Regions from separate parts of the Mus musculus genome. Here region 1 is linked to region 2. Evidence: chromatin loops called from intact Hi-C (ENCODE). Cell type or tissue: left cerebral cortex. All regions are shown on one strand. Links, peaks and the distances in the headings refer to the core of each region. The heading gives the core; the rest is flanking DNA.

The links. A loop is a pair of places that touch in the nucleus more often than their neighbours do. Peaks named below come from ENCODE experiments on the same cell type or tissue, not always from the same donor. Only the 100,000 strongest peaks of a DNase experiment are listed, where the experiment ranks them.
Region 1: a loop joins it to region 2, with 2.2 times the contacts of the local background. A loop is called at or near these places in 1 of 42 quality-filtered maps.

What each region holds. Positions count from the first base shown.
Region 1 is chr4:88,993,278-89,008,429 of GRCm38, reverse strand. The region is part of intron 1 of Gm34568 (predicted gene, 34568); the gene reads right to left. Among named protein-coding and RNA genes, the nearest start is that of Gm34568, 44 kb to the right of the region's middle. In left cerebral cortex, for the core only: no CTCF peak of the experiment used is centred there; DNase peaks (open chromatin) are centred at 6,716 and 7,365.
Region 2 is chr4:88,929,391-88,944,542 of GRCm38, reverse strand. Gm49890 (predicted gene, 49890) reads left to right here and starts at 2,501. Exons shown (of 3, transcript NR_132735.1): 1 at 2,501-2,546. In left cerebral cortex, for the core only: no CTCF peak of the experiment used is centred there; DNase peaks (open chromatin) are centred at 5,913 and 6,391; H3K4me3 peaks cover 1,498 bases; H3K27ac peaks cover 1,108 bases.

The sequences.
Region 1 (15,152 bases), core at 5,959-8,458, 63 kb before region 2:
ATTCAGAATTTTAAGGACATGAAAAAAAATCATTGCTATATAGCACAGAAAAATCTCAAGTATAAATAACAAATAAATATATAAGTAACAAATTTTAAATCACCTTGAGGCAAAAACAAAAAGAGTAAAAGATATTCTAGAGAATCTAATTCTTTCTTGAGTTAGCCTTTAAACCTTAAATCCCACCCGCTGGCATTAATGTTTTGAATTGAAATAATTTCATTTTCACCTTTCTCTTCTCCCTCCTTTTCTTTTGCCTTGTTCCTTTTAAGGTGTAAAGTTTTTTTTTTTTTTTTCTTAGCTCAGTTTCAAGTTACAGTGTATCATGGCATGGAAGTCTAGGCATCAGGAGCCTTGAGGCAGCCGGTCATATTATATCCATACACAATCCATAGTATGATCCATATGTGATCTTTATGTGATTCACAACATGATCCATAGCATGATCCAGTTTGACCCATACTGTGATCTGTGGTGTGATCCACATGTGATCCATACTCAGAAGGAGAGAGCAAGAATGCATGTACAGTAGTGCAGTGGTCAGCTTGCATCTTTAAACAGTCCAAGACCTCCGTTTAGGGGATGGCCCTGCTGACAATGAATAGATATTTACCTCCCAACTAACATAGTCTAGATAATTCCCCACACTCACTCATTCTCATCTTGAAGAATATATATATATATATATTAGCAGAATTGAGACCCTAATGATGCAGTACAGAAATGGAGAGAGGTTTATTTTGATTCTTTTCCATGACTCAATTTGAAAAGCAGATCTTTAATTCAGGGAATGTATGAGTTTCTCAAAATTCAAATGGTACCCATTGCTGCTAATGGTAGCATCTAAATGACAATCAACACCACCAACCATGACAGCAAAGACTCATCTAGGTACAAAAAAGATTACATTTAAAAATGCCCTATTCATTGCAGAGAACATACATGTGAACTGGTAGGACTGAAGGTAACACAGGCATGGGGTTCAATGCCCCCTAAGGAGAATAGAACCGACAGGAGAAGAACCCGTGATCTCACTTGATGCTATCCTGCTGTTAAAATGTCTGGAATTAGACCTCATACAGCCATTTCTTTATTCAATTCATCAGGCAATCTTCTAAGATGTATGTATAAACAAAATGTTTAAGATTTTCCATGACTTCACAGTGTTTATATTATACCTTTCAATGTTGGGAAGGGAATTAGGAAAAGGTGTCATAAAATATAAAATATGAATTGAAGCTCCAAGGAAAAACCACACCTGTGCTAAAGCCCTTAAGTCTGAGTGACAGGCTAGAATTCAACTATGAAGAGTCAGAAAGTTGCAGACGCAGAAACAAATGATCTAGATCTGTCTTTCCTTTCCTTAGTAATTATTTGTTACGCACATCTTTACTTGACTATTTGGCCTAACATGTCAGTGACTATCACATAAAATCATCTGGAATTTGTTTCTTTACTAGACAGTTAGCTTCTACCAGTTCTGAGGTTGAGAACATCCCCAGACAGCCTCTGAAACCCACAGCACAGGTGTGGCTTTCAGTTTCTCCACTTTGCCCTAACCTACCTACCCATGATTCCACCAGTGTATTTGAACACCTTAGTTTATGTATGAGTTTTTTTTTTTTTGCTCTGTAACCAAATAATTTCATAAAACTATTTCAATATTGAAACAAGTTATTTCAAAAAATCTGAATCTATGTTCCTGGAACATGGTCACTCATATTTGGCTCAAGAATAAACTATCTCTCATTTCTTTCAAGGTGAGATCTGTATTTTGTCCCAGCAAAACCCAGATTGCTTGGGAAATTAATATATATTAATTGATAAAGAGAAAAATAAAATAGGCTATAGGAGAGTAGGCTGCAGGCAGGAATGGGATTTAAAGTTTTGCTTAGATGTGTTTCAGAAGTCTGAATGTGAAGGCGACATTTGGGAGCGTGCTTGCAAGAGCAGCAGATGTGAACTCTGGTGACATCCAGAAGATGATTCCAAGCGGAATCATCAGACTTGCTCTACAGCCTGGAGCAGGAGCACCAAGGTGCTTCCCAAAATCTTGGTAGGAAACTGGGTGTATCAATTTCCTCCATCTCATAGCCTAGATGGGGTAAGAGATAAAATCATGGATGTAAGTGTTGACATATACATTTCAAATTTAAATTTACTAGTCATTTTTTATCAACTAATTTTGGCCAAACATCAAGCATTTAACGGTTCTGAGTATAAATAAGAATTGCTTATCATATAAAGGGACCTGCCATCTTATTTTATATAATGGTAAGAGAATATTTTTGATATGTTGGTTTTTTTAACAATAAATTTAGAATCTAATATAGAGTAGATAATATAATCTGCATTTTATGCATGAAAATTTGAAGTTCGGATATCCTACCTGATTGTAGAGGGTAAGGATTTTGAACCTTGGTTCCTGTCTTAGTCAGGGTTTCTATTCCTGCACAAACATCATGACCAAGAAACAAGTTGGGGAGGAAAGGGTTTATTCGGCTTACACTTCCATTCTGCTGTTCATCACCAAGGAAGCCAGGACTGGAACTCAAGCAGGTCAGGAAGCAGGAGCTGATGCAGAGGCCATGGAGGGATGTTCTTTACTGGCTTGCCTCACCTGGCTTGCTCAGCCTGCTCTCTTATAGAACCCAAGACTACCAGCCCAGAGATGGTCCCACCCACAAGGGGCCTTTCCCCCTTGATCACTAATTGAGAAAATGCCTTACAGTTGGATCTCATGGAGGCATTTCCTCAACTGAAGCTTCTTTCTCTATGATAGCTCCAGCTGTGTCAAGTTGACACAAAACTAGCCAGTACAATTGACCCCTTGTCAACTTGACACACAAAAACATCACTAGTAAGCCTCAACCCTTACAATCTTATTCATCCCCAAGATCTAAATAACTTTAAAAGTCCCACAGTCTTTACATATTCTTAAAATTTCAATCTCTTTAAAATATCCATCTCTTTTAAAATCCAAAGTCTTTTTACAATTAAAAGTCTCTTAACTGTGGGCTCCACTAAAACAGTTTCTTCCTTCAAGAGGGAAAATATCAGGGCACAGCCACAACCAAAAGCAAAAGTCAATCTCCAACCGTCCAATGTCTGGGATCCAACTTACGATCTTCTGGGCTCCTCCAAGGGCTTGGGTCACTTCTCCAGCCATGCCCTTTGTAGCACACGAGTCATCCTCTAGGCTCCAGATGCCTGTACTCCACTGCTGCTGCTGCTCTTGGTGGTCATCTCATGGTGCTGGCATCTCCAAAACACTGCATGACCCCTTCAGTCCTGGGCCATCAATTGCAACTGAGGCTGGACTTTCACCAATGGCCTTCCATGGCCTCTCACAGTGCCAAGCCTCAGCTGCTCTGCTCAACTCCTTCATGCCTTCAAAACCAGTACCACCTGGGTGACCCTTACACATTACCAAGTCCAGCCACAGCACAAGGTACAACTTTGGCTATATCTGGAACACAGCCACTGTGCTCTCAGAAAACACTTCCCAGAAGATGTCACCTCAATGATGCTGGTCTCTTCTTAATCACTGCTAATTTCTTAGCTCCAGCTAACCAGCATCAGTAGTCCCAGTAATGCAAAGTTTTTGCTTTAGTAGTTCTGGTATCTTGTTAATCACAGCTGATTCTTCAGCCCCAGCTAACCAGAACTACAGAATCTTCACAATCAAAACAGGAATGGCCCTGAAAAGAGTCTTTAATTTTTCCCTCTGAAATTTCACAAGCCAGGCCTCCATCTTCTGCACTGTTCTCAACATTATCTTCCAAGCCCCTACACAACATCCCACAGAGCTCTTAACAACAGATGGATCTTCAAGCCCAAAGTTCCAAAGTCCTTCCACAGTCCTCCCCAAAACATGGTCAGCTTGTCACAGGAATACCCCACTCTGCTGGTACCAATTTGTCTTAGTCAGGGTTTCTATTCCTGCACAAACATCATGACCAAGAAACAAGTTGGAGAGGAAAGGGTTTATTCGGCTTACACTGTTCCTGACTAAGCCTTACACCAAAACTGCAAAATGGTCACATCCCAGGCCAGCAGACTAGTGAGGCTAAGAACACAAATTGTTTCTCACAGCACACAGTAAGGCAGATCAGCGGTGCAACTGAGCCGATCTCCTGGATGAGGAATTTAACCTGGAAGCTCAGATGAGCATCCCTCCCCCAATCTAGACAGCCATGCAGTGGACATCTGGTTGAGGTCACAGGGCTGGGTTCAAGGAAACAATCCCAGTTTTCATCTCTTCATGCACAGCTCTTTTCCCAGGTAACTCTTCTGCAGTCTTAGTAACTAGGCAAGAAAGATGCTTAAGGAGCTTACTCAAGGCTGGAGGTGAGTATTGGTGGAGGTGGGGGACAGGACAAAAACTGAGTTCAGATTTCTTTCTGCAATCTCCTTGTTGTTTAGAGATTCATTTGCACTGAAACATAGGAAGCTGAGAACGCTGTCTGGGCTGCTGGGTTTGTGTCCCACTAAAGTGAAGTGATAGGAGAGTAGGCCAGTGGCCCACAGTTGTTCGTTTCGAACTTCCAACTTTAGTGCCCTCCCCACTCCTTAAAAGGTGAAGTGTTTTCTAGGTGAGAATGTAAACACACAGCTGCTGAAGGAAATATGGGTTCCTACCCATGCTGAGAGTATACTGCAGCAACCCCTTCACTGAGTGTCTTAGGGTTTTACTGCTGTGAACAGACACCATGACCAAGGCAAGTCTTTTAAAAAACAACATTTAATTGGGGCTGGCTTACAGGTTCAGAGGTTCAGTCCATTATCACCAAGGCCAGAGCATGGCAGTATCCAGGCAGGCATGGTTCAAGCAGAGCTGAGAGTTCTATGTCTTCATCCAAAGGCTGCTAGTGGAAGACTTTCTTCCAGGCAACTAGGGTGAAGGTCTTAAGCCCACACCTACAATGACACACCTACTCCAACCAGGTCACATCTATTCCAACAAGGCCACACCTCCAAATGGTGCCACTCCCTGGTCCAAGAATATACAAACCATGACACTGAGTTTATAGAAAAGGAAAGGAAATCTACAAGTTGAAGAGATAGCCACACTGCCATGGCTATGGTACTATTCAGAGTAGCTCAGGAATGGAAACAGCATAAGCGCCCATTGGTTGATGCGCCAATGAGGAAAACCTGGTACACGCCACACGTTCATGAATATGATTCATATTTTCATGAAAGAATGAAACCCTGTGGTTTGTAGCAGCACTGATGAAACCAGAGGTCATTATGTTAAGTGAAATGAGCAGGCACAGAAAGTCCCGCACCTGCGTGACCTCACTAACAGCAGAGGAGAAAAAAAAATCCATCTCTTAGAAATGAAGAGTGAAATGATAATTACCAGAGGCTGGTAAGTGTAGGGAGGGAGAAAGAACGGAAAGAGGCTAATTATCAGGTATTAACTTACAGTTAGGTAGAAAAAAAGTTCTAGTGGTGTGTTGCACAGGACAGTGACAATAGGTAATAACATATTCTCTTACTCTTTGTCTCACAGAAAAGAGTTTGAACATTTCCCCACCAGGAAGTAATAAGTGGGCCTAGGTTCTGTTTGTAAAGTGTTTGCCTTATAGGAACAAGGGCCTGAATTTGATTCCCAGAACTCATGGAAAACAGCTGGTGTCCTGCCACGTATTCATGATCCCAGTACCGGGAAAGCAAAGATAAGCCCAGCCCTGGGACTTGCCGGCCCCCTTGGTCAGCCCACTTGGTAAGCTCTAGACCTCAGAGACCCTGTCTCAAAAACAGAAATTGTCCATGAAAGATTGAAAAAAATTACAAAGTTTGTTGAGTTGGGAAGAGACTGATGAATTGGAGAAGAGTTTGGGGGGGGGGGCAGTGAATATGATTAAAACATATGGCATGGAACTCTTAAAAAAAAAACTAAGAAAAAATTTAAAACAAAAAACAGTAATGTGAATGGCTCCCAAGATTGAATACGCATCCCCCTCCCCCCCGTGTGTGTGTGTGTGTGTGTGTACAAGAAATGATAGGTGCTTCAAAAGACAGATATGTATGCCTGGTTTAGATTTCTATATAATATATTCATGATTTAAATATAATGCAGATGAGTACATGTTTTACTTTTTAATGGGCTATATAGATTTAACGGAAAGTGCAGAAACATTAGGCTCCTCCTCTTCCTCATTTAAGAGGTAGATAGTATCTATTTATAAAATGAGGGACTGTACCCAGGGTTCCTAAGGGCTCACTCTGCTCCAACATTCTTTGAGAAATTCTAAATCTCTATCCCTGCCCTCTCACTCAAATCATAAGCAATACTTAAAAGCATTTTTCCACAAGGATTTCTGCACATATTGTCTTGGAAATTTATTGTGAATCACTAAGTTACCCCCTTTTTGTTGGAAAATTAACAATGTTGCATTCTGTTGCTATAACCCAAACAATACTGAATTAAATTTGTCCTGGGCTTATGAAGGCATTTATTCAACAAAGTGATTTCTTTCCAAGCAAATGAGTTACTTATTTCCATTAAGAATAAAATAAAAAGAAAGCATGCTCTTCTCTATGTAACTAGTTCGGTAGACACTAACTGGTTGCATTGTCTGTAAAGCTGTGAATCAAGTAAAATTTCCTGTGAGTGTGCAGTTTCCTTTGTAGCTTACATAAATTTGTGGATTATTCCAAGATATGTACACTCATAGTTACTCACTTGAGAAAATAGAGTTGTGCGTACTTGCACATCATAGAAAAACACCCACACATACAAAGCCTGCCTTTTACCAGGACTTGAGATGAGAAAATAAAGCAGCCAGAATGGCTTCTTACCCCCTCCACCCTAACCACACCTTCCTGCCCTAAGCCTATTGCCCAAATCCAACTGTGCCCCAACACATGCCTCTTTGAAAATTGAAAAGATATTGAGAGGAAAGGTCAAGTGAAAAAAATAAAGCCGGAAAGAGAAACGTGTGAAAAAAGAGACCAAGACAGGAAATGTAGTTGGCTGGAGCTTTCTGAAGTAAACAGCATTTGGAAGCAGAGAGCAACTAATTCTTGACTTTCATGTTCTCCTGAAAAAGGTGATGGTCCAACAATTCAGTTGAATTAGGTAAATGGGGCTGTTTTAATGAGTTGAAATAAGATCATCTACCCAAGATACTTCTAGAAACTCAGTGAAATTCTTGGTTCTGATCATTTAGGTTAGAACTCTTGTAGTAGATAACCAATTAAACTCATCTTCTACTTGTGCATCTGGCGTGGTACTTGATCTCTACTACAGCAATTCTGTAGTGTTCTCTCTTTGCAGCATCACTCTTCCTATTTGTGCGTTCCTTTTTAGAATAAAAGTAGGCTGAGCCATCTCAGCGTTTGCATTTGCACTGAAGCCAAGCAGCCTGCCTAGCTCTTTGAAAGTGTAGGTATGGTTAAAGATAGAACCACTGAAAACCCAATAAAAGGAAGGCAAGGTGGTATCTATAGAAACGTCCTGCTGGGTTTCTATAGACAGGGCAGGAGGTACTAATCTGCTACCAGGGAACTGAGGAAGTGTGGTGGTGTTCCACAGCTCCAGAGAGCAAGCTAAGTGAGAATTTTGTAGGCCCCTAGCTGAGAGGTTGCCTCTTCAATAGAGAGTTCAGAACGTATTTGAGTCAGCCAACTTTTTTTTAATGTCTATGAAGTAGATATTTGAACCAATTTTTAGGCTTTAGTCACTCTAAAGCAAATTGCTGACAATAATCAAAAGTTCAAAATTATTGCTTGGTTGCAATTGCTGTTAGTCCTTTAAAACAAATATAGTTGCCTTTAAAAATGTTCATTCTTTAAAGTAAAGAAAAGCTTAAGTGAGGAAGAGCTTATAGCTTGCAAAAAAAAATGCACATCCCCCGGGGGGTCTTTATAAGTAGTAATCATGCTGCAATTGCTGCAAGAACAAATGAGGGCATCTATTCCATTAGCATGTACAAACAACTTGCCTCGTTAGATCTGACTTGAGACAAAAGTCTTGTTGTACACCAGCAGCCTTGTAAGTATTGCAAAAGTGACATTTAGCCCTCATCGGCATCGATTCATGCATTGTCATGTGGTGACTAAATCACTGAGTGTCTCATGCCCAGCAAGGAATTAGAGACTACAATGCTTGAGAACCATGTCAGTTGAAAACGACTGGAAAGTCATTTGATTCAGTTTAGTTATGAAAAACATTTATTGCTTATTTACGTATATAACACATTGTAGTGAAACATGCATAGGGCAAATGAGACTTTCCTTCAAGCAGCTTGTTGAAAATAGATAATTACAAATATGGCTATAAAATGAAATCTTGTAATAATGTACTGAATCAATGGTATGGGGTGTGTGTGCCCAGATGCACACACACTCATGCGTGCACAGATCCATTGATTTTTAAATACTTCCCATTGATTAGGGCCCAGTGGGTTTCTTCTGTCTAAGGAAAGACTTCAACCTTTCTCTAAGTGAAATGAGCATGCTCCGATATTGGAGCAGTAGCTTAGACATCCCTGTCTACATTTCTGTTTGCACATTTTAGTCACCAAGTTGTTCTCTGATCCAGCCATAAATGAGCCATATTGACTTTAAGTTGTGATCACTCCATGCAGACAACTTGTCTGTAAGGCGATATGCAAATATGGTGGAAGTATTGCATTTGATAAAAATGGCATTATGAGTTTGGGATAATTTCCTGTATTAAGCTTGATCCCTGCTAATAGATGCTGCTGCTATGGAAAACTGGGCAGTTCTGTTTCTATGAGACCAGAATGCTGTTTGTCCATGCAGCCCCATTCCAAAGTCCACTGAGAATAGTCTACTTAGTGGAGTTTAGGATAAGCCACTGGAGGTAGGAGCTTTCCCCCTTTTCTTCCACTGTCCATTGCATCACATTTTTTTTCTTATTATCCACCAATGTAATTTAATTTTATTATAATGTATGCTTAGAGGTGAAAAAAGCCATGTCTCCAAAATAATTACATCTCTTTTTCTTCTCAAGAGCTCCTCTTTGATTTTTAGCTAATAACTGAAAAATGATGTAGGAGGAAACAGTAAATAAACTCTTGTATAAAGAGCACAGTTGGATATATTTCCATTCCGGGACTTTAATTATGTAAATAAAGTTGAGTGGGCTTTTAAAGTATTATTTTGCAAGTTCTTTTATCTGTTCTTTGAATCCAAAACAACACATTTGAGGTCTCTATTAATAGTCAAAATTAGGTTTGCATGAAATTTAAATGCAGTACTCCTTACTCATATTTTTCTAGGCATCTTTTTTCTCCAGAAAGCAAAACATCACATATCCCATGAATCCTGATCCTTAGGGTTGTTTAGGTTCATATTTCAGTTCTTCAGTTCTAGGTTTAAAAACATGGAGGACAAAAGGAAAAAGACCTCTAATTAAAACTCACAGCAGACTTTTGCCATCAACTTGAGCCATCTTGATACTTGAATTTGTTCAGAGATACCAGCCTCCCTATCAGTTTAAGTTAAACAGAGCAGAGGCAGGATCAAGCAGCTACCCATCTCTACTTTCCCAAATCCACAATTGTTACTGGTTGCACCATCTTTAATCCTCCTGAGTTGGCTGCAGGCAAGATGCTCATCATGAGTCTGCAGCCCTGGATCTGTGTTGGTCCTCCTGCAGACTGTACACAGCCTCTTGGAGCCTATTGTTTCAATGCAAGTGATTCTCTATTAGTGAACTGAGCATTTTGTGTTTCACCAAGGAAGTAAGAAAAATTCCACTCAGGGATTCAGACACACCTTCCAGCAACTTCTTATTCCATCCATGTGAATGTGAAAACTCATGTCATCTCTCCTTCGAGTTCTGTACAGAGGCGCCCATCACACCCTTCTCACTAGTGGCAGTGGAAAAGGCCCTTTCTCTTTTGTTCTCCTAACACATGCCCTCATTAAGTTTGTTTAAAACTACAGTGAACCGATCTGAGTCAGCAACAATGAGTTAACTGCTTGCTCTATGGGAAACTATTTTCTCTGTGACTCATTTGTTCTTTATGAGGTCTTATGCGTGTCAACTGTATTATTCCTATAAGTTTTAAATTGACACAAGTCTGATGATCATTTTCAGTTCTGAATGGCAAGCACCGATGGGACTTTAATAGAATCATTTCTTGTCTTCCTAGAGCATCTTTGCTTTACATGCAACTGTAGACACATTGCATATACAACTGGCTAATAAAAACTTCATAAATGATGTATGCTTCCTTCCATACTAAACTAGGTTGTGCCTTAAACTGTGGCACAATGTGATATGTGTTTCCGGTCTGAGCAGTTTCTTAACTGGGTCATCCGTGAAGACTTTGTGCCTTTGAACATCTTCCAATTTTACTCTGCTTGTTTTTTTGTTTTGTTTTTTTTTTTCTGTTCTATTTGTCTTATAACCCATCCTAAACTACTTCTCTAGTTTATCTCCTATGGCCTTTTATCCATGATTTTTTCACATGCAAAACAATTGAGCTTACATTTGGTGAATACAGACGCATATCTTTTTTTTTTTCTTTCATTTTCCATCCAAGTCCCCCAGGTTAGCAAATCCTCATTTGTCCAGTTGATGAGTATGGTGGTTTAAATATACTTGGACAAGGTAGTGGTGCTATTAAGAGGTGTATCCTTGTTGGAAGAAGTGTGTCACTGTGGGGCTGGGCTTTTGAGACCCTCCTCTTGGTCATGTGGGAGATAGTCTCCTCCTGGCTTTCTTTAGAGGAAGACGTAGAACTCTCAGCTCCTTCTCCAGTGCCATGCCTGCCTGGATGCTGCCATGCTTCCTGCTATGATGATAGTGGACTGAACCTCTGAACATCTGATAAGCTAGTCCCAACTAAATGTTATTCCCTATAAGGGTTGCTTTGGTCATGATGCCTTTTCACAGCAATAAAAATCTACTAAGACAAGAAGAGTAGATCATGAGCTTCAGTGAGTTGCCAAAGGATCCAATTTTGACTGGAATCTTAGATTTCTGATGCAAAATTTCTTTTCAACCCCCAATGTACATTCATACTATCTTAGTCTGTGTTCTGTTGCTGTGAAGAGACATGATGACCATGGCAACTCCTATAAAAGAAAGCATTTACCTGGGCCTTGCCTACAGAGCAGAGGTTTAGTCCATTATCAACCAGCTTGGGCTTTTTAAACCACAAAGCCCATCTCTGGGGACACATTTCCTCCAACAAGATCATGCCTTTTCCAACAAAGCTGTACCTCTTAATCCTTTCAAATAGTACCACTCCCTGATACCCAAACATTCAAAGATAAGAACCTATGGGGCCATTCTTCTTCAAACTACTATATAAAATGGATGGTTTGTATATGCTCAGCCTAGGGAATGGCACTATTAGAAAGCGTGGCCCTGTTGGAGTAGGTATATCATTGTGAGTGTGGGCTTTAAGACCCTCATCCTAGCTGCCTAGAAGCCAGTATTCTGCTAGCAGTATTCAGATGAAGGTATAGAACTCTCAGCTCCTCCTGAACCATGCCTGCCTGAATGTTGCTATGTTCTCACCTTGATGATAATGGACTGAACCTCTGAGCTTGTAAGCCAGCCCCAACTAAATGTTGTCCTTATAAAAGTTGGCTTGGTCATGGTGTCTGTTCACAGAAGTAAAACCTTAAGTAAGACACATATCAATTCACATCTCATTCTTTTCTACTTCTAAGCCTTTGTACATATTAGTACAGTTCTCCTTACCTACCTTCCGTTTCCGATTCAACTCACAAATTCCCTGGCTTTCTACAGTGTGGAAGTGTTTGTGCTATATGACAAGGAGAACTGGATTACTCCAACTTCCTGCAAGGCATGGCAGAATTCAGTGTATCAGAATGTGGAGACAGAAGGTCTCTTAGGAGAAAAAAATGGCAGTGACTACAATGGGTTTGATTTCAGTCAATGAAGTATGTTCCCGTCTATTGCAACTTGAGTTAATAAGGTATTTCAGATAATTGCCTTTACAAGAGATACGTATGTTACCTTAAGTACCTAACAGTACAGATCAATTTCCTGAAGGTAGACCATCTAAAACTCTTTGTGTGTTTTCCTCTTTGTTCCTGATTTCCCTCCTTTCCTTTTCTTATCCCAGTAGTTACTCTTTAAATACAGATTCAAACTAAAATCAGAGCAAATGTTCCCTTTTCTTGAATCTAGGTTGATCCTGAAAGCTTTGGCTTCCTTCCTCCTGGAGCCATGCATTACCGAGGAAGAATTCCAGGCTCCCCCAGAGAAAAGCTGCACAGAGACACCCTGGAAGATGAGAAAGCAGATGGAGTGAAGCCTGTGGAGGAGCACTCGGGGATCAAACCTAACAGGCTACCTGGAGCTGAACTTCCCCTTGACTGTAGCGTCAGAAGTCGCAGAAGAGACACCTACAAACTATGGCAAGATAAAATAAACTCATTGCTGTTTTAGCTCACTAAAGTTCTAGACATACTGCATAGTATAACTAGCCCACCCTATTTTGAGTGTGGATATTTAGCAATATTCAGCAAGAGACCCTGGGAGGTCTGGACCCATGGCAGGATCTGGGTGAAATAAATCAACATGATGATTGTCAGCGATGGAGGGAAATGCCAAAAGTAGACCAGCAACCCAGAAAAAGAAGACATAATCACATCATGCTTTATTCAAAAAGAGCCAAATACTACACAAATTTACATAGACAGTTCCTCAAAAGAGTGCATCCATTTCCTCTTTTTAAAAATTATCCCAGAGGGAAGAGGAGGAGGAGAGAGAATAAGAACTCAATGATGAAAAATTAAATTGCCTAAGTTGTGGTTTGGGGGCGTTTGACTAAGCAAGTGATCACCTTAAGTAAGTTGCTTTTTATGTTTCTGGGATAACGTGCTTTGTTTGGCATAAGGGAACCATCTATTTCCCACTACTTTAACTGTATGAGGCTCTGCCAAACCCCAGAACAGTTAAATGTTCAGGAAGAGAGGGTCTCACATATGCCCATGTTGGTTGGTTTTGTCAACCTGACACAAACCTAGACATAGCTCAGAAGAGGGAATCTTAACTGAGAGTAAGTTTCTATCAGATTGGCATGCTTGCAAGTCTGTGGCGCTTTATCTTGCTCAATGATTGATGTGGAAAGGACCAGCCCCTTAGGGGTGGCGCCAACCTTTGGTAAGTGGTTCTGGTGTTGTATAAGAAAACCAACTGAGCTATCCAGAAGAAGCAAGGCAGTAGGTAGCACTCATCTACATTCTCTGCATCAGCTTCTGACTCCATATTCTGATTGAGTTCCTGCCTTGACTTCCCTGGGTGATAGACTACAAACTATAAGCTGCAATAAACCCTTTCCTTCCCAAGTTGTTTTTAGTCATGGTGTTTTATCAGAGCAGCAGAAACCCCAACTAAGACAATGGGTGGTTTCTGTCTTTGTTTTTCAACTAAAGGAAAAAAAGAAAAAATGGTCACCATTTGCCTGTCTATTATTATTTGAAGAGCCTACATAATACCCACAAGACCTCAGATAAAACTGAGAAATTTGGAAGTTAAAATGAGCTCAAAGTCACTTGCTGCTTCTATTTATTTATTTGGTCTGAGATGATCTCCACACTGACTTACCATATGGCATTAAATCATTCTGGTCCCTGAGTTATTATTACATGATTCAAAGAGTATAATTTACAGAATTGCCAGCCCAGGCTGCACTGTGTCCCACACCAAAAAAAGACCACAAGGAGGGGAGCAGGAAAATGCCTGTTTCCTGGTAGCCCATATTTACGCAATTTTCTCCAACACAGATTGTCTTGGCAGTCTAGACAGAGTCTTGTAAAAATCCTCCCTTGATGTCATCCACATCCTTCCTCGATAGGTTTAGAATGAGTCCGGAGCAAACATGGCTCCCCTGGCAATGTTGCGAGGATAATTAATCAATGCCACACAGAGAGGCCCCCAGGGCTCCAGTGATGCCAGCATGAGAGGGAAGAACAGAGAAGCCCACCCCTGATTGTACAAATAAGTGCTGGTGGAAAGGAAGGGACCCACTGGGCTATTCCATGTTTTAACAGAGCTTGGTGGGGAATAAAGAAGTGGGCTCAAAAAAGCAAAAGAAAACCCAAGGAAATTATTTTCATATGAAGGCCAAGGGCACACTTTGGAATGAGAGATTACTCAACAGTCGATGTAAAATGTGTTTCAAAAGGAAGACACTGGATCCTGTGTCTCTCTTATAGGGAAAACTTAAGTTATAACTTGAGCCATGGAACACACTTCTAAGTCTAATACTGAGGAGTCAGAGGCAGGAAGGTCTAGGAGTTCAAGGATACCCTGCTCTATATAGAGAGCTCTGGGCCAGTCAAGTGTACATAACAAAACTTGTCTCAAGGGGAAAAGGATGGGCTAGAGAGAAGGCTTGGTGATTAAGAATGCTGTCTGTTCTTCCAGAGGATCTGGGCTTGAGCCCCAGCACCTACATGCTGGTTTGCAACCATCTGTAACTCTAGTTCCAGGGAATATGAGGGTACCAGGTATGTGGCTCAAAGACATACATGCAAGCAAAACACCCATATACACTTTAAAAAAGACAGTAAATTAAAAATCACATCTGGGTTTTGAGATCTAAAATTTGTGTGTGTGTGTGTGTGTGTGCATGCGCACGAGCACACTTTGCATGGAGTTCTTCCTCAATTGTTCTCATCTTATGTTTTGGGATAGGGTCTCAGTCTTAATCTAGAGCCCATTGACTTGTTTAAAGTAAATGGGCAATAAGCCTCAGGGGCCCTGCTGTCTCTACACCCCAGTGTTGACATTGCAAGTGTGTGCGATGCTTTTGTGTGAACTCCATTCCCCAGGCTCCTACCACAAGAGCATCACTTGAGTCATTTCTCCAGCTCTCTTCCCTTTCTTTCTTTCTTTCTTTCTTTCTTTCTTTCTTTCTTTCTTTCTTTCTTTCTTTCTTTCTTCCTTCCTTCCTTCCTTCCTTCCTTCCTTCCTTCCTTCCTTCCTTCCTTCCTTTCTTTCTTTCTTTCTTTCTTTCTTTCTTTCTTTCTTTCTCTCTCTCTCTCTCTCTCTCTCTCTCTCTCTCCTCTCTCTCTTTCTCTCTCTCTCTCTCTTTCTTTCTTTCTTTCTTTCTTTCTTTCTTTCTTTCTTTCTTTCTTTCTTTTCTTTTTAAACATTTTGCTTCTCTGTCAGTAAAGTAATA
Region 2 (15,152 bases), core at 5,401-7,900:
AAATGGGACAGACTAATCAGGCAAAGCAAAGTAAGGCAGGGTGCGTGTCAGTGGAAGGGAAGCAAGGCCGGGCTAAGCAGCTGGAGGAGTTGTTTTATTCTGCTTTCCGAATGTGAGACAGCAGGAGACAGAGCAACCGAGCAGAGATTCAGAATCAGTTGAGGGTGACTTGTGGAAAAGTCTAGCACTGGACACATATTGATGTGTGTCAAGTAAGAGAGATTGATTAAACAGGCAGCATCAAGAAAAAGACTCCCTTTTTTCTTTCTTAAAGACAGGGTCTCATTATATAGCCCTGGCTGACCTGAAACTATGAAGAGGTTGACCTTGAATACACAGGGATCCACCTGCATCAGCCTCCTGAGTGCTGGGAGACCCATCCCCAACTCCCATCCCTGTTAACACATGCAAGCAACAAGACAGCCTCCTGTCTCCAGATTTCATGATAGCATCCCTAAAGACAGCCAGCTTTCCTTTTGGGTGGGTCATTGCAGTGTGTGTGTGTGGGGGGGGGGGGGGAGGATAGTGGCCATAAGGAAAGATAATCTGCACTTTTTCTTTAATACACACACACACACACACACACACACACACACACACACGAACTCATACAGGGGGTGGGGGGGCAAGGGGTAGAAAAGGGTGCACACATAAATTTGTGTCTTAATTGGACATCTGCTTAGATTCTTTCTCTCATCCCATGACTGGACAAGGATTTCAAGAATGTGCCAGGCTTCCTAGGCTATGAACTTGTTTTTTCTTGTATCCAACATGCATATTGGCGTGGCCTTTTAACTAGTCATTCACTGGATGGGGAGTGGGGATGCGATGGAATCCTTGATGTGGTTCCAAATGTTGCTGGTTTTTTAGCCTTAAAACCAACAGCCCAAAGACATTTGAAGGCCGAAGGCTTTGATGTGCTCCACACAGCACAGCACACTCCATTTGCCCAGCACCACAATTTAAGAGTCTTTCTCTCCTCTCTGCCTCTTTGTCTCTCTGTCTCTCTGTCTCTCTGTGTCTCTCTCTGTCTCTCTGTCTCTCTCTCTCTCTGCAGTGATTACAGAAGGTTGGCATTTTAGTATTTTCACTGTTTTTTGTTTGTTTTTGTTTTTCTGGTTGAAAAACCAAAAGACAGAATAAGGATCTTGGAAATTTATCCATGCTGCGTCTACAGAAGACCTCTGCTCCATTATGAGGCCTTGACTGTACTTCCCACTGTACTCGATAATGCCAGTAGAAGGTGCCTGAGACTCATTGCCACATTCCTAATTTAGTTTACAAACACAAAACCCATGATTCCTCCAAACATGATTTCTAGAACTTTCTTTTCAAAATAGAAGCAGCTGGCCATCACTGTCCTTTTCAAAGCACAAAGGATCACATCTGCACTTTTCATGTTGAGCATGACCGCGTTCTTAAGGGACTAGCCAATTTCTTTAGAATAAGAAATGGGTGAGTCTAATTTAGGGCGTCCCAACCTTATTGAAAGAAATCCACAGGTTCCTTGTTTCTTGTTTTCTTGTTTTGTTTTGTTTGCTGTGTTTTGTTTTATGAGGACATCTGGGCTTACTATTTTCTCACACATACACTAAGAGATGGGCATCGCAACATTTCCGTGAGTTTAGATGGACCATTTTGCATTTCTAGTTCTTAAGGAAAACATTTCTTGATGAAAAATACTTTGTCTAGGTGAGATTGGAGGGTTTTTTTTATTACTAATTATCAGACAGGGTATTGATTGGATATAAGTTTAGCAAGTGGTGGTCTGGGGATGATTTGATGGAGGGTGGAAAACAAAGGCAGGAGACACAAGGCTCCTAAACAGCTGGTCACAGAGCATTGGAGAAGCCGATAAACACATGTGCCTTTTAAGGAAAGTAAGCAGGCAGAGTCACACTCTACACCATTGGACTTCTCAGTCTCTAAAAACTGCAGAGACTCGACTCAGGATTCTTCATCTAAGCCTGAAGAACCTGAAGCGAAACAGAAAACTGCCCAGAACAAACACCAAAGGCCATGTCCACCCTCCAGGCGAATGTGTTGAACTAGCTTGTGATCCTGATAGAATTTTAAAAGACTCATCTAAAATCCTTACTGAGAGAAATCTTTTACCTCATTTGAGACCCTCATTTAAAAAAAAAAATAATCCCAGGATTTTGTAACAGATTATTTCTCTGGTTTTCCAGCTAGAGATACCAGGCAGCCAAAGCCACAGGACAGGCAACCATTTCTCTCAGTTCTTGGTCTCAGTGGGCAGCGCTTGCCAGACACTGGTGTGTACTTTGAAGAACGGGCATCTTGAAAAGCCAGTCCTGGCTCAGCAGTTGTCTCCTGCAAGCTCCCAGGGAGGCCAGTGCTGCTAGTCTGTGGTGCACTCTTAGTGAGTGGGAAGTCTCTAACTGTGGATCCAATCCTACACATCTACTGCACAAAGCCCTTCCCAGCAGCCCCTCCCATGCTCTCCCATCTATATCCTTACCTCACTCAGTCATCACTCACGTAACCTAAAGCTAACAGACGGGGAAGCCATCACCAGGGTTTGGGTAAGAAGAATAACTGACTTTTTTTCTTTGGAATGATCTTACGTTTATTACAGCTGGGTTTCAATGTTTCTCTGCTTTTGTGGTACTTAACATCTGATGTCTCTGTAAGTTGTGAAGCAAATTATAAGTAATGAGTGATGATGATTTGCATCCGAAGCCCGGAGCCAGGCTGAAGCTATCATGATATTGCTTTCAAGAGATGAACTCAGAGTGAGATCGTACCAAAACTTACACTGTCACAGCCCAGTTAGTAATTGATATCAAGTCTGTGTAGACCTATTCTAAGCTTCCTCGTGTGTTTGCAGTTGAGAACTACTTCCTTCTCATTGTTACCCTTTGTGGATTCAAAACACCGATGATTCAAAGATGAGCAAGGCCCGGGATCAGAAAGATTTGTTTGTGAGAGAAATTCAGAGCCGTGTGCATGTTAGCCACTGTGTGTGAGCAGCTGGTGTTACTCACTACATTTTCAATAAAGAGAAGTCTCCTGACAGCTCCTAAAATGGGAGCTGGATGAGCAAGGCTGAAAGATTCTGGAAACTGATACAGCATTTGATAAATTTTATGTAACTAAAGGCGATCCAAAGATGTCATTTCAATTTTTAAAAATATTATATTTATTTATCTACTTAGCCTGCGAAGGGTGTGTGTGTGTGTGTGTGTGTGTGTGTGTACATGCACAGGTACAAGCCGTGGCATACAGGTGGAGGTCAAAGGATAACTGGTAGGAGTGGGTCATTCCTTCCATCATGTGGGTCTAGGAATTAAAGTTGGATCCCTAGGCAAGCTCCCTTACCCGAGCTGTCCAGACGGCTCGTTTTATGTAAAATGGAATAGAACCAAATACCTTTTGAACACATTTCTATAAAAATCCATCTAAGAAACAAACTTAAATATGATTCTTTTTCTACCTCACTCAGTTTATTTCAATAATTCATGTATTTCCTTAACTGTTCTTCTGTATGGAAATTAGGTGAGATAGAATATTTAGAGAAAACAACACTATTGTATGAAGTGACATTCTAAACCTCAGCATGGAATAAAGGACATGGTGTCAGATGACAGCCTTGGCTTGCTGCTATTTACCCATGCTATCCCATGTGAAGAGTGCGCACTGTCTCCATTAGGGTTATTCGTGTCTCACTGCACACATAACCCAAAATGCATTCCTCCCACCCCTCCTTCTACACCTAATACTATCAAAAATAAAAGGCATGGGATTGGAGCTTTCAAAAAAAATTAAAGCTAGAAGAAGATTCTTTTAAACATCTGAAAACTTTATGTTTCCTAAGGACAAATGAGGAACCACATTTGTTTTTGAAAGCTTTACTGTTTTATTAATCACATATTTTTTTCCATTTACTTTCATCTTATCTTTAACTGTACGACACTTGAGAATACTCTCAGATATTCATCCGCCACCGTCTAGTTTTAACAGATGGGAACACTATGGGAAGAGAGCTGTTATGTTGCCTGTTAGGTTTTTTTCCCATTAAAAAGAAATATTTCTTAAAAATCATATTTAAAGTCTAAGAAACTGGCAACCTTTCCAATGGGTTGGGTGAGCAGCCAACACTGAAACTGTTTGCTATGTTCCGTTCACAAGCCCATCGGAACTTTAATGGGTGAGAAGGGGGCCTCTTTTCTATGCTTTGTGTAGCACTTGGGTGTTCAAAATTATGTATTTGTTTGGGGGACAAATAACTTGTCTGCCTGGATCAAAGCCTGAAAGACAAATGTTTGTTTTTCTTTACATTGATGTTTATAATTTGAAATGTATTATCTTTTTTTGATTATTTGCTATTCAAAGTATCATGCTATATAATTTTAGATAAGCATTAAGCAGTTTCATCTGTAATAGTAATTTAGACTTCTGCTTAAACCTTAAAGAAAAAAAGTCCCATAAATGAAGTGCCTGTAGTTGCTCATCTATTAGGTTTTCTGTTGGAGTTTGAGTCTTTCCTGGCCGGGTTTATATTACCACCCCCCCTTCCCATTTCACCAAAAGAATTATGTTTAAATGGCCACTTACATTTGACAACATCCTGATTCAATAAATAAAATTAGAGTAATATTTTTGCACTTCAAAGCATGCTTTTGGGTTTTCTATGGATAGACAAACACTTAGCTCTTTCTAGATTCTCATTTTAAGGCTTGCTTTTCATGATTTGGGGGTATTTGATTCTCCCCCCTCTGCACTCAGACTATAAACTTTAAAGCTAACTTCAAAAAAACTTCACAATTACTTTAATAGTGACATGTTTGACTGCCGATTCTTATTTTTTGATCAAGGTAGTGGATCAACCTTGAGAGTTTTCAGTTCTTCAAAATGGAGTTCATGAGTCAGAGCCATTTTCAGGTGAAGTGTAATGGTTCCTACCATTGTGCATTCAACACTGTTAACCATTAATCATCACGACCTTAACACACATAACTTGGGTGTAGGAGAGAGCATTAAAAAAAAACATTTTATGCACCTGCTTCATAAGGAAAAATTAAACCCGAGTTTCTCACATAAGTCTTAAGCTCATATATATGCATGTTAGTGTAATTTGTGTAATAAATCAACCCTATTTGGCTTGTCTTTTCTGTAGTCGGCTAAGCAAATGAGTACCACCTCATTAAGGAACATCTGGTGAGTAATTTTCACCTGGTTTGAATATGTGATTTTTTTTTTACACTGAGATGTTATCTCATCATTAATTAAACATCACCATGAATTTTATTCGTCTCCTTTCCTCACCCCACTTGTAGAATTTTTCTTGGTGGGTAATGGGACTTTTGCTAAAATGTAATTGCATTTACTTGTACAAAGACAATTTCCACCCTCTTAAATCAGTGTAAAAGGCCTCATGCTGTGCTTGCAGACTACAGAAAAAAAAATATGTTGCTGTGTATAATTCTGTATTTGCTTGAGAATTTCCAAGATGGGCAACCTAACCTCTACCTTTTAGGTAATTGAAACTTACATGGAAAGGATTGGGAAAGCGCATGTCTCTGCTTGTACGCTCTAGTATTAAACATGAATCTCATCGGACAATAAAAATGACGTGCTTGGAGACAGGGCAGTGCACGGGAGCATTCATACAAAGGCAACGCCAGTAAAGAGATTCAGAGAGCAGCACTCAGGCTGCTCAAGAACAAGATCCGGAGCAGGTGGGTACAGAAAAAAAACGTCCAGGAAGGCCTCAAGGCAGCCAAGACCAGGATGCCAGGGATGGGAGAGCTCCCCTCCGGCTTGAACGCCATTGGATCCCTGGGCTGCACCAGTCGCCAGGGTTTCTGAAGACCCCTGCCAGCATCGCCGCTGGCCTGCTGGTCAAGAATGCCGGGGCTCGCGCAGGTTGCCACGCGGTGGCTGCCGCCCCAGCGGTGACTGTCGCGAACCTTGCCTAGCCGCGGCGCTCGGGAGCTGCGCCGGCTGCAGCTGGTGCTGGCCGGGCGGAGGCGCGGCCGGTCCCGTCGGGGCGGGGCCGGGGCGGGGCGTCGGGCCGCGCGGCAGGTGTGGGCGCGCGGAGGTGGCACAGCCCGCGGCGCTTTCTTTCGACCTGCGCACAACGCGGGACGCAGAGGCGCGCGCGGGGTGCGTGGAGGCCGCAGGTAAGCGGGCCCGGGCGCGCGGCGAGCCACCCTGGGGTTGGTGGGAGCCGAGGGACGAGGCGGCTCGGCGGCGCGCGTGGGGAGCGGAGGCGCGGTCCCGCACAGCCACCCGCGCTCGGCCACACGCTCGGGCCGCGCGCGATCCTCGAGCGCGCAGGGAAGCAGAGCGCGGCGTGCGTGCTGGAGCGCTCTCCGCTGGGGAGTCCCCGCGTTGCCCACGCACCATTTCAAACTCTGGGTGCTTTGGAAACTTCCCGGGGGCTTCTCCGGTGGAGTGCACAGAAACGAGGCGTGCGGTGAGAACCCCCACAGCCGAGGATTCGCTTGTTTTCAGTTCGTACTCGTATGGTGGAAAAAGGATGAAGGATGTTCGTCAGCTCCTGCCCCTTCTCTCCGTGACCCTCCCTTGGAAGGGCCGGCTCCTCGGCTGCTGCAGGGTTTCCTCAGCCAGGCAGTGGCCGCGTAGGGAGCAGCGAAACAAGCTTAGGTGGCCTCCTAAAGAGCTAAAGGACAGGGACAGGCAATGGGGCTCACAACCTGCACCAAGGGTTGGAGCTGTGGCCCTCCTGCCTGGGGACTGCTTCTGGAATCCGAATCCCGTCTTTCAGCTTCCTCATTGAAATCCTGGCACCTTTGAAGTGGAATTAGAGGGGGAAGTAGGCACGAATTTTTTATTTTTATTTATTTATTTATTTTGCGGGAGTTTATTACCTGTGGATTAAAATACTTGGTGAACGGGAGTTTCGACAATGCTCAGTTTTATCATTTGTTTTGAGAAAGTTTTGGTTGACTTGATTTTTGTTTTAAGTGATTTAAAAGTGACGCTCGACTTTAGGTTTATTGAGTTTCTCGTGTTTGGTTGGAGGGGAGCTAACTTTTTAAGTTGTTTCCCACTGTCATTCTGGTTATTGTTCAGTATCTCCAGAGGCAGTTCCGTAGGTATTTTATTTTGATTTTTATCATCAAAAAAAAAAAGGCTTAAAATAATATTGTGCGGTTGTCCCCCACCAAGGAAGTAATATAGTTCGCTTCCTTTCTCCTTTGTAACTTGTACAGGGCCTCTTGAAAACTAGGTTGGGTCCCCAAATAGGCATTTTTGATTCGTGTTTAATAGACTTTTTTTTGGAGGTGGGGTGGGCCTTCTGGAAACTTTTCTTTTACATCATATTAGGTCTTTATTTTATACGTAGGTATTGCCTTCATGGTTGATGTGAGAGAGAGCAAGAAGCCTGAAAGCTAGAAGAGCCTAGAAGGCTCTTGAAGTTTTATAAATTCTGAAGAGTACATAGTAGTGACTAAATCCTTGACGGACAGTGTGGACTCGGCTTGTTTTAAATAGGTTATTATAGGACGAAAGCTATGAGACATCTACTATTTGAATATCTTTATAAAAATGGAAGTGGAAAAAAATGGAGAACAAGAAATGTGTATCATTTTCCCCTCATTTTGAAATCATTTTTCTTGATTTGCCCCAGAACTGAAGCTATATTAAATACCGTTGTTAACTATTTAGGGTACTTATAGAACATTAATTGATTTGTTTTAACAATAATTTTCTTCAGTGATAGGTTTTTGTTAAATGTGTTTTGCTGGGAATATTGACGCCTTGAGATTAGAAAACATTAAATTCTTCGTAATTGCCACAATTGCATTACTTGTGTCTAAGTATTTTTATCATTTGAACATTGTGGGGGCTCTTAACTTTAAACGTAAAAAGGCGAAAATGTAACCTCTGATTACTAACATTTAAGGGATAAAATATAGTATTAAAAGACAATATGGAATTTGAAGGCATTTTAGGATAGATAATTCTCTAATCATAAACAAGAAAGGGCTAGTAATAATGCTTTAAAACATCTTCTTGATATATTTAATAACTAGTTGCTTAAAAAGTAACCCCCAAATGTCTCAAAAGTTTTAATGAGTGATAAATTTTGTTATTACATAGTTCTGCAATGTAGGGAAAAAAAAACTTTTGTTGAATCTAGAATAGATGCAGCTTAAGTAAAAGAAATGGTGAAATTTGATCTTTGCATTTTGAGCTACATTTTCACTGGGGGCTTTTAAACAATGACAGTAAATTGTATAGAAAGTAGATCAGTTATTTAATCTGTACATGTAAGTACCCTAATGTGCTTGCTTCATTTGTAGAGTCTCCGGCTGTCTTTCACTCCAGGCTTAAAAAAACAAAACAACAACAACAAAAAAAAAAACAAACAAACTTGGGAGGAGGTTGGAGATGATGGAGGAAGCTTTCCATTGCACATGGGTGTGGGGGAAATCTGTGTTGACTTCAGGAGTAAGGAGGTTAAAAGGTAGAGTGTAGGGTCAAGATTTACTTGTAGATTCATTCTCTAGGACCTTCTGCTTTTCCTGGGATTAACATTTTAAGCAATATACAGTTATTGCATGCATGACAGCAGAGGGGGGAAAGTCCTCTTCCAATAACCTTGAAACCCTGATTCTGGCTTTATCAAGTATGTTCTGTTTCGTATTTTCTAGCCGATCCTAGCTACTGAGCACTTGAAGCCAACTTGCAGATTACAGAGAATTCGCTAGGTGATTTCTATTTTCAGAGAAATACTCTTTTGAGACACCATTATTTTAATATCCCAAATAGCACCAATCTTCTGAGCAAAACAATAATTGTCCTAGTAATTTAAAACTACACTTTTAGCAGGGAAAATGCAATGTACATGACTGCCAATGCTCATACTATGATCTTCTTTGGTCCACTTCCATTTCTTGCTTTGTGATGTCTCTGACACATCATTCTGATGCAAGAAACTTGAGGCGGGGGAAGCGGGGGTGGGGAGCGTTCAGAAAACAAGCAATGCGTGTTGATCCTCTTTCTGCTGTATAAGCCTGAGTCTTCGTGACACAGATCCACAAGTCTGAGAGTCTTCACCCCACTCCCCTTTACTGAGTCTGAGAGAAGACAGGACAGACAAGAGTCAGCTCTGCCATTTGCAAAGCGGAAGCTTGTGCTCCACAGCAGATCCAGTCCGTGGTCTAACTCAGTTTTACTTCCTTGCCAGGGGCATAACAACTGGAGTTAAAAGACTTATACCCAGATGGGGAAATTAGTGCCATTTGTGTATAGGCTGTAGCCTTATTGAAGCTGCTTTCAAAGTAATTGGGACGAAATCAAGACATAGTATGATTTAATTATAAGTCCTCTAGGGTGGGTAGTGGGTAGGAGTCTGTGGCTCAGAATATATTTAGGCTTTTCACTTATGTTGAGTTTTTTTACAGTTTGCATTGTAGTTGTTCGTGCGTGCTCATGTGTGTGTGTGTGTGTGTGTGTGTGTGTGTGTGTATGTGTGAGAGAGAGAGAGGGAGAGAGAGAGAGATTTACTTATGCTTATATAATTTGGAAGATGGGAAAGGTATAAAGTAGTGAATTTTAGCTATTAAATTGGTTTAAGTTTTCTGCTGAGGTTATTCTTTGATGGACTGTCTTCATTGTGTTTTAAGTTGATGCCCTTTGGAAGTAATTCTGATCTCGAACCGGGATGGCGGTGGTGGGAGAAACCTACTGTGTCTAAAAGCCATTCTAACCTGACAATTGAAACCTTCCTTTAGTTATCTCTGACAATTTCAGGTAGACTTTGACCATGTTAATAAGCTGAATGTGTGTTGCATAACTTAAGAGAATTCAGCCCTGAAAGTCGTGCTCCACAACTTGTGGGCTGAGTGATTTTTTTCTCTCTCTCTGATTTAAGTATAGCATGCAATGTCTAGTCGAGACCAATATTTCTATACGTCTCTGTTAAAAATTGTTTAGAATCTAGTGTTTTAATACAGGCAAGGGACTGATAGCCCAGAATCCAACTCATGAGAGCTACTACCTAACACAGTCTGAGATTGCTAAATTATAGTGTGCTATAGATATAGTCCTCTTCACAGAGTTGCTATTGAGTCACCTGTGGAGATTGTTAACTGTTTCCTGACTTAAGCCTGGCTGTTTAGTGATCATCACAACGCCAGTGATCAAATTCTTTTGTGAGTCTTAAATAACAACAGTGACTTTGCTCTGTACCTACAAAGCCCTGGGTTCAATCCCCATCACCGAAATAAAGCAAAACCAGATTAAAAGTGTGAGTGTCTGGACAGATGGGAGTCTGACTCCTTCGGCTCTACAGGTGAGTGGAGCCTTTTAAATGAGGAGTAGCTTTAGACCAGAACTTTCATGTTTCTGCCGGTCATTCTGTTGCCTGGTGAGTCCTGTCCTGTCCTGTTCTGTGCCATAACTCAAAACTAACTGACCGGCTTCCTTCTCTCTCTCTCTCTCTCTCTCTCTCTCTCTCTCTCTCTCTCTCTCTCTCTCTCTCTCTCTCTCTCAAATGGATAGAGTGTGGAATCTAATTAAACTTAAAAAATATTTTTTTTTAAAGTGAAGTCAGATTTCATCCTGACTTCAGTAACTCTGAAACACCTCTCGGTACCCAGTCATCTCCAGTGGCAGACTAAAGCCCTCGGGGGCTTCAGAGATAGGATTAAGATGAGGTTTTATGTGCAAGCAAAGAAAAAGGTTGGATTTTATTTCAAAGTAACAGATAAGTAGATATACCTAGATTGATGTGTGATGGCTAGCTTCTATTTGCTTTTAGTAATTGAGCAGTCACAGTTTTATAACACTTTAACTCCTGGAGACAAATTTTTAGTTTTATATAAAAGGAAAATTTCACTTAAGTCCTCTTGATCTTATTAAATATTGAGTCAAATTAGCTCAGAGATGCTTGCTTTTTGTGATTTATCACTTTCAACCACCAGTAGCTGAGAATATTTTGATGAAAAAGAGAAATAAATGAAGATAAAATGAGGAAAATGTAAAGTAAAGACCAGTCAGATTAATTTTTGAAGCACTAAATCTTTAATATGATTTTTCCTGTTTGGGGGTTTTCAAGTCCTGGTGAAATGCCCATGTATTTGAAGTAATGACAAAGAGGATGAATTTGAAAGCTCTACTTTCCTTTATTGATAAATGTATTTGATAATTTTTCAAAGCTGATGTCCAGAATTTTGTTTTACTTAACAATTGATCAAAACAATAAATAAAAATGGAAAAGTAAGTCTCAGTTAAGGAACAAATTCATTTAAAGCCAGTCTTTGTTTTGAAGAATTCATTTTACCAATTACAAGTGTTCGTAGGTTTTTTTTTCCCCTGAAATTTACTAAATTAGAAGCGGTAAGAAAACTGTGTATTTAGAAATAACTGGCGGATTGACAAGCTTTAGCACTAATTAGTGAAGCTAAAAATAATGTGTGCTGGACATATTAAAATATAAAAACAGCTTGTCATTGTTATTCACTTGTAGTTCAGAACCCATCTCATTAACACGGATACAGAACTGCCTTCTTGGACCAGAGAATCAATATCACCCAGAGCTTTTTGTCAAAATCAAATAAAATATGTGTCTCACCTGTCTTGTTGGCAGAGCAGTACTGACTGTAGAGTTGTCTTCATCTTCTGATGGTTTTCTGTGCCCCATGCTTTGTGTGTACTATGGGAGACCTTCTCCACAGTTCTCGTGATTTAGCTGCCGTGATCGTTTTTATTTTACAGACTGGAAAACTGGCCTGGAAAGATTAAAGATTTCAGAAATCTCCTAAACGGTGCAGTCTGTGTGTTTCCTATCTCACCTCTGCTTTTAATTTGCTGTATATAATGATATTTAAGCAGATTATTTGTTATTTTTTTAAGTTGGTTTGAGAGTCATTATATTGTAGTGTGTGTGTTCTTTCTTAAATTTTAGAATTGGTTCAAGCCTCAAGTCCACATCCATAAAGGTATAGGAGATAGACAGACTATTACTATAAGTAAAGTAATAGCTTAGGACCCACATGTAAAGTGGTGGGTTAGGGAATCAAGTTTAGATGGATTCTAAATTGTCTCTGGTGGTCATTCCATGAAAAACACACAGAACAATTTTCTCCTGAACCTTGAATAAAAGGATAACTTTATTTTTATTTTTTTGATACTTTGAAAGTTCTAATGTCTGTGTGGGTAATAGTATAGTAGCAGGCTGGCTCAGTGTATAAAGGTGCCTGTCACAGCTGATGTTCTCAGTTCTGTCCCAGAACTCATATGGTGGAAAGAACCAACTGACTCCTGCAAGCTGTCCTTTGTCACATGTGTGTCATGGCGTATGTGTGTTAACATACAACATACCCTGACTTTCCAGGCTCAGCACGACTTGAATTTAAGTTCTCAACTATGTCTTCTTGACAAGTTAGTTTGTATTTTATGATAGGTAAAGGTCTTGTACAAACATAAAGACCCCCTTCAAAGCTAACATGTTGTTGTCTGAAAACCAGTGTGGGAGATGTGGTAAAAAGCAGAAACATCTGACCAAAGAGTGGACAGAGTTTGAAGGTTAAATAAAGCAATAATAACATTATGGAGGAGAGCTTTAATATGGATGAATATTAAAAATATTCATTTGTAGAGAGAGATCAAATTAAGTTCAAAGGTCAAAACAAAAAAAGTGAAAAAATGGAGATTTTAAATTAAAAATATAAATGTAGTATATAAATTTCATATTGTACAAATGACATTTAGACAGCAAAAATATTAGAGCTTTAGGGTTTTTCATTGAGTACCTTTTGGTATTCATTGGATCATAGTGAATATATTCCAGGAAAGCAAAATTTCTGAGAGCTTGAGAGCTTGGTTATAGGGAAAAAACATCCCAAGGACAACCAAACCCTACACAAAAGAATATAAAGTAATTTGCAAATGGGAAGACATTGTCTTTGCCTGTGGAAATTAGGGGGTACACAAAAACTTGTAGCACTGAAATTAAACACCAGAACAAACAGTATCATTATCAGAAATGGAATTCCCAGAATGCGAGCGCGTAGCATTCTAGAAAATAACACTAGATTATGCATGGTCATCTATGGGAATGCGCAGAGAAAGCAGCACAGACTGCCCACTAGCTACCAGGACTGACTGCTCAGTCTGAGCAGCAGGCCACTTAAAGGGTGCTGTGGCCGGAACGGCCTCACCATGTATAATAGCACTCCACACTGCCCCTCATAGCTTCCAATCAGAGTTTAGGGACTGTGCACAGACATCAGACGCCAAGCCGAAGGGTTCTAGTCCCCGCTCAGCACTTAGCTTCTGTATGTGTAAACTTAGACAAAACTTAAAACTCTACTCTGCCTTCCTCATTTCTTAAGTGAGATTAAACTAAACTGATGGCTTTCACACAGAGAATAAATATCAAATGAGTTTATATATGCAAAAATTGTGTATATGCACAGTTCTGTAGCAGAGGAGGAGTCTTTTGGAATTACTTGTGAGAAAGAAATTAGACAAGAGGATAGATCTGTGTTTTTGTTCTTTTCATTGTTCAAAGTTTTTAAACCCTTAGAAAGTTATCTGAATTCCAGGTTTCCTACCTAGAGTCTGTAGATCATGGGGGAGTTTGGATAGAATTCATGGTGGCATGTGGTTGGTAAAGCTATAAAAATTATATTGGCTTTTACTAATCTCTGATTGAAACTTAGAATTTTGTCATATTTACCACAACTGTGGTGACTTTATGGGGGTGTATTTGGATACTTTAATATCATATTACAGCTGTTCCTGATACTTGAAATGACTTATGTATTGCATACCTTCAACATTATGGTAATCATGAGAACTGCTATTAGACCTGTCTTCAATCTATTAATAAAGAATCACATATAGGGACTTGAGATAACTCAGTAAGTAGGTAGAAAGTGCTTGCCTTTTAAGCATGAAGACATGAGTTCAAATCCCAGAACTCACATTTAATAATAATAATAATGATAAAAAAATCCTGCCATGGCAGTACATGTTTTTAATATAGTGAAAACAATGGCTTGTGTGATCTAAGGCATAGTGCTTCATTCCGTAGTCCAGGAAAGGACCATTTCTGTCTGTCCAAGGTGCAGGTCAAACTGTGCCAGCCAGCTCAGAGGGTGATGGCCCTAGTGAATGGCAACTGACACACACAGTCTTGGGTAAATACCTTCTGGGCACCTAGACAGCACCCAGACAGGGACCATCAGAGAGCTTATCTGGAAAGACACACAAAAGGCAGATGTTTGCACTTTACTTTTAAATTTCATATACTTGCCATAATGCATTTCACCCATAAAAGGGACGGGGACTGAGACTGCTCTGCCCCCCAGGGGCCTCTGCTCATCCCTGAAGCACAGCACTGCTTGGACCTTTAACACAGTGTGTATCCGTCCTCAGCTGCTTTAGGTCTTAGGTCTTAGGTCTTGGTCTTGGGCCGTACTCTCTGCTGACTTAGCATCTTATAAGAAGTAATTGAGAAGCTTGTGCGGCAGTATCTTTTGAGGCTACTGTCGCATCGAAAGTCTTCTGGTTCTACTTTATGTTTTAAAGACATGGGATTCATCTGCAAAGCACAGCAGATAATCTAATATTTAATGTCTATATCGTGCTCATCTCAAATGCTGGATATTTGAGGTTCCTCAATAACAGATATTTAGAGGAATGATCATCTTGGGAATTGGCATTGTTCTTCAGTTCGTTTGATCATGGTGGCCTTACCATTGAGAAAGCATGGGTTTAAGTGGAACAACTGTAAGCACCATATAGCAAGAGGACATGGGTCCAAATCGTCAGCATCCGCATACAGAGCCTGGCATGGCCATGCATACCTGTAACCTGTAACTCCAGTGTTGCAGATAGGAGGATCTGAGTAGAATTCTCTCCAGCCAGGTTAGTCTAAAGGCTGGCTTCATGTTTAGTGGGAGATGATGTCTCAAAACATAGCATTAGAACAATAGAGGAAGACACCCAACATACTTCTTTGCCCTGTGCATATGTGGTCATGAACACATGCATCTGCACACACATGTGCAAGCCCCCTACACACACACACACACACACACACACACAAACACACACACAAACACACACAGAAAATTTTAAATCTGGAAGGATCCAGATTCTCTTTGGGGCTAATGATTATCGTGGCCAGGGAAGGTAGGATATTT